Regions from separate parts of the Homo sapiens genome. Here region 1 is linked to region 2. A link is an interaction called in ENCODE POLR2A ChIA-PET data of the cell type or tissue named here. Cell type or tissue: HCT116. All regions are shown on one strand.

The links. Peaks named below come from ENCODE experiments on the same cell type or tissue, not always from the same donor. Only the 100,000 strongest peaks of a DNase experiment are listed, where the experiment ranks them.
Region 1: POLR2A ChIA-PET joins it to region 2 with 15 read pairs; 19 of 35 experiments call an interaction of 5 or more read pairs at or near these places.

The regions. Positions count from the first base shown.
Region 1 is chr10:110,507,978-110,510,477 of GRCh38, forward strand. It overlaps DUSP5 (dual specificity phosphatase 5), which reads left to right. Exons shown (of 4, transcript NM_004419.4): 4 at 2,043-2,500. The coding sequence ends at 2,449. Among named protein-coding and RNA genes, the nearest start is that of DUSP5, 11 kb to the left of the region's middle. In HCT116, no CTCF peak of the experiment used is centred here; no DNase peak of the experiment used is centred here.
Region 2 is chr10:110,353,029-110,355,528 of GRCh38, forward strand. No RefSeq gene overlaps it. Among named protein-coding and RNA genes, the nearest start is that of SMNDC1, 49 kb to the left of the region's middle. RefSeq lists enhancers at 1,520-1,609, 2,440-2,489. In HCT116, a CTCF peak has its summit at 1,465 (motif pointing right); DNase peaks (open chromatin) are centred at 543 and 1,463; H3K4me3 peaks cover 1,500 bases; H3K27ac peaks cover 701 bases.

The DNA of each region.
Region 1 (2,500 bases), 150 kb after region 2:
CCTCTTTAACATACGTAGTTGTTGAAACTGACGCGTGATTTTCCTGTCTCTTGTTCCAAGGGATGTTGGAGGAGGAAAGGCAGGTGTTAGCACAGCAATAATTACTTAGTGCAGATAGCAATTAAAGGTCCCCCTTGAGCCACATAGTGGCCCTCTGTTCACCACACAATTTCTGCTCCCCAGGAAACCCTGACGAGAAACTCATCAGAGGCAAAAGGCCGAGCCTGTCCTGCTTGTCCCCTGAGCCTCTGGGCTGAAATGATTCCTTTGGAGCTTGAAAGGCAGCCAAATGATGGGTTCAGGGTGGGAAACCCTTGACTTGTTCTCCCTGTCCCTGGGAATGCCTTGCCCTTCTCAGCCTGTTATTTAATTACCTGGGTAGCTACTTCATGAGGTCATGAAACACGCCCCCATCCAGTTCTCAGAACCCTCCCTCCCCATCCTGTGTGTGTATTGTGTCTGTGTACGCACAATCCACAAACCCACAGCAGTTTGAAAGCACAGGATGCTTTTTCTCCGATTGCTTGCCCTGCTAATGGAAGGAGAGACTGGGTCTCCCCAGTGAGCCATGTGCTGAATATATGCTGACCCCTTCCAAGGGAAGAGGGCCATGTGGAAGGCAGGCTCCGAGGTGTCGAGTGGGCTCCAGAGGCAATACACTCTGGACCCTTTGCATTCTTGGATGTGGCACTAGGCCAGTTAAAAGCTAAACTTTGAAGGAGGCCAACAGAGGAGCGAAGGGAGATAGGAGCCCGACTCTGTAATTCTAGGGACTTGGGGGTCTCCCCTTTGAACTAATTTAAAGAGACTGTTTTGTTGTTTCTTTTGAGTCAGACTGAATTGGAGGACACCCCTATTGAACTGCTTTGGGGTATGCTGTGGGGTTTTTGTTCAGATGGGGAAACTCTAGGATTCCTCCCTGATGCCTCAGAAATTTTATCTTTTAGATCTTGCAGATTGATTTGCATACTTTGACCTTGGGGCAGGGAAGTGGAGGGTGGTAAGGGGAATGACTTTTTCTTTTGGCCCTTCAAAATCGTAAATGTTTTTGCGTATTGTAGCCTGCGTAGTGCCAGCTACATCTAACTTCCTGTGATGTAATTGTTTCCTCACTAGCAAGAGAGGGAATTGGAAAGACTGTATTTTTTGTGGATTTGATGTGTACGTATCTTTAACCTTTCACCCCTTCCCATTTTTAATAGTTGTAGCTGGTTTTCTGGGGGCAGGGGGCTGGGAGGTAGAACAGGAAGGGAGGCATCCTCCCCTTTTTGTCATATTGAGCTAAAGAATGCTAACTGATGGTGGTAGCTTTATAGCAGCGACTCCCATTGTTGAGCAAGATGGAATTTGTGAAAGCCATTTATATCCTCCGTCTAGTAGGCGTCACTTAGCCAGGGCTATAATTAGTGGCCATGCGCTATTTATTGTGTGTTTGGTGGTGAGAACCCTGGGAGCTGAGCCAAGCATCCTGCCCTGGCACAGCCAGACAGGGTGCCCGGAGAGACCGGAAGGCCTCTACCAGGATCGGGGTTAGGTTGTTACCCTTAGAATCAGACCTGGAGAGACAAGAGTTGCTTCTCCAAGTCAGTCTTTGAGCCTGGGATGCTCTCCTTAGAAAAATGTATGTGCCCAATAAAAATGTGCACAATTTCAAGGATTTTCCAATGCCCTCTTGGAACCATCAGTGGAACCTAGGTTAAGATGGCATCCCCAGGAAGGGACTGCTCCAGGTCCATCGCCTCCAGAGGCAGAATCTGCAAGTATCTTGGGAACTGTAAAGCTTCTGTGTGCTTATGTCTCTTGTGACAATAGCTGCTGTAAACTGTAAAGGTCCTACTTGGGGATAGTCTTTGCTGGGACCCCAAAAGCTCTATCCTCACCAGTGGGGATTAAAGACTGGCAGAAGTGTAGTGTAGGGCCGTGGCTCTTAGGCAGGCACAACAGTTTCATATCTAGGTTACTCCAGTGTTTGATTCTTGTGTTTTGCCATTGCCCTTAGATTCTAATCCCAACTCACTCCCACCATCTTTTCTTCCTTCCAGACTGTGTCAGGGAAAAGGGAGGCAAGGTCCTGGTCCACTGTGAGGCTGGGATCTCCCGTTCACCCACCATCTGCATGGCTTACCTTATGAAGACCAAGCAGTTCCGCCTGAAGGAGGCCTTCGATTACATCAAGCAGAGGAGGAGCATGGTCTCGCCCAACTTTGGCTTCATGGGCCAGCTCCTGCAGTACGAATCTGAGATCCTGCCCTCCACGCCCAACCCCCAGCCTCCCTCCTGCCAAGGGGAGGCAGCAGGCTCTTCACTGATAGGCCATTTGCAGACACTGAGCCCTGACATGCAGGGTGCCTACTGCACATTCCCTGCCTCGGTGCTGGCACCGGTGCCTACCCACTCAACAGTCTCAGAGCTCAGCAGAAGCCCTGTGGCAACGGCCACATCCTGCTAAAACTGGGATGGAGGAATCGGCCCAGCCCCAAGAGCAACTGTGATTTTTGTT
Region 2 (2,500 bases):
AAGTATTTTAAGTGCTTTACACATAACAATGCTTAATTATTAATTATTATTATTATCATCCCCATTTTAGAGGTGAGGAAGTAGGCACACAGAGAGATCAAGAAGTATGCTGGAGCTCACACAGCTAGCAAGGGGCAGAGCCAAGGTTCGATGCTGGGCAATCCATGCCAGAGACTGTGTGCAGAGTCCCCCCAGTTTAGCAGCTCATATCCTTAGGAACCCTGGGTATTCATCAATTCATTCAACAAGAATGTATGGAGCTCTGCCGCAATAAACACCCAGTGCTAGATTCTGTAAAAAGTGCCAGCTGTTTCTTTCCACGTGCATATTTCCTTACCATTTTCCTGACAGCCCCAGACACCCTGATGTGTGATGCCTGCCGCTCACCTGGGAGCAGAAACGTTATTCTCAGGATGGTGACTGTTTTGATGCACTGGCCTTGGGAGGTCAGGGAAGCTATGACAGAGCAAAGGCTTTTCCGGAACATAGACAAAGTGCTGAAGCCACGATGCAGTGATCTAAGGCATAGTCAGCGTTGAGTAAGGCAGGGAGGGAGGCTGCTGGGCACTGTCATGACGCTGAGAGACTCGTCACTTAGCCATGAGGACGTCTCGCTTCTACTGAGGCTGTGGCTCTGCTGAAAGCCACATCGTGATTAACTAGAGAGGATGAGAATGCTGGGTGTACCCTCCCCCTCCCCCAACCTCACCCCCAAGAGCACCAGTCAGTTGTATTCAGCTGTGTAATTATCCTATCATAGTTTATTTCCTATCTTCCTGCAGAGGTGATTGGTGCAAGAAAATTAAGTATGTGGCATCTTGTCAGGAGACAGAAAATTTCATACTGATTATTTCATCTAAGGTTGGGAGAGGGAAGGAGGCTGCTCTGCTGCAGTGTGTTTCAGAGGAAGCAAGGGGCAGGCTGGAGCAGGCACCCACCTGCTGGGATGAACTCACCTGGCCCTGGCCCCCCCGCCCATCCCTGGGTATCTGTGGTCAGATCTGGCTCCTAGTTGCTGGGGGGGTGGATGAGACAAGGGCGGGGTGAGAAACTGTTAAGGTGAATTTGGCTACAGTTGGTAACAGTGCTCTCCTTCTACAGCCCCTGCTCCCCGGGCAGCAAGCCTGGGAGGAGAGAAACTGAGGTACAACTGAGGTTGTACCTCAGGCTTCTTTATCACATAAATCCTTCCCCTCCCCACCCCAGCAACCCAACACTGAGAAGAAACAGAGGAAGAAGAAAGAATACTTGATCAGGGCTCCCTGGCCCTTAGTAGGGAGGTAGTCACACACACATGACAGATGGCGATCTGTCACGGAGTCATGGGTGTCAAGTTGAAAAAAAGAAAAAGAATACACTCTACCCTACACTAAATGGAATGAAAGGGAAAATACGGAGTATGAACGACAGGCTGTTCCCTCAAGACAGCTCCATTATCTGGAGGCGAGTCCAGCGGACAGGAGAGGGCGCTGTTTCAGAGCTTCTTCCTCATTACTGATGTGTGCAGCCCTCAGAGGATGCCCATCTCAGCCATCTACTCACGACCTTGGCTGACAGCCCCTGGCATGACCGCTGGTGAGCCAGCCAACTGGGAATTTGAGGGAGCCTCACAACTCAGAGACAGGCTCTTGAGAAAAGGAGGGAGCATCCAGAACCCACTTTAAAGATACACAGAGGAGCCCTGGAGGTCTGCGCCTGCTTGGCTGGTGGCTCCGCTCTGAGGATCTGGGCCCATTCACTGCACTGACCACCTGCTCATCTACCGTTTGTGCCTACAGGCTAAAGGCTTAAGCAAGCTCCCAGTTGCACTCAGGCCTGGACAGGATTTCAGGAATGAGTGGCCCAGCGGGCATTTATTCCTATGCCCTGATCCAAACCTCCAGATGCCACCATTTGTTTAAATCAGCAAGGGATGGGAGACAGCCTCCACATGCCAGGCCAAAGGCACCAAGGACCTAGGCCCTGCTCACACAGAGCTTAAGGTCTCACAGAAGCACATGGACCTGAAACAAATAAATACAAAACTGTAAGTGATTCTATATGCCATGAAAAAGAAGAGCCAGGTGCCAAGGGGGGGGGGGTGGTACCAGGAGATCTAAGTTTGTTGGGGCTCAGAGGAAGCATCCAGACAGCTGTGCAGCTTTGGGGTCGCGGGGCGGGGGGGATGCTGAGGCTGGGGGAGGGAGAAGCTGTGCAGGAAGAAGCAGTCACACCTGCAAAGCACACAGCTTGGGGCACCAAGCGGACCCCAAACCAAGGTGGGTAGGAAGGGAGAGAGCGAAGCGAGAGGACAGGGCCTCAGCTAGGGCCCAATCAGATTTGACTTTTTCTGGGATTTCCCCAGGCCCCAGGTCTCCAGCTACCAAACAGAGCAGCCCAAGTTCTTTCTCAGGAGCTTTGCATATTATTTGCTTACAACTTCTCTTGCTTTCTCTCTCTCTCCTTTATGTTTCTTATTGCATTTATACTCACATGTTGTGGGAGTCTTTTTTTCCTGTCT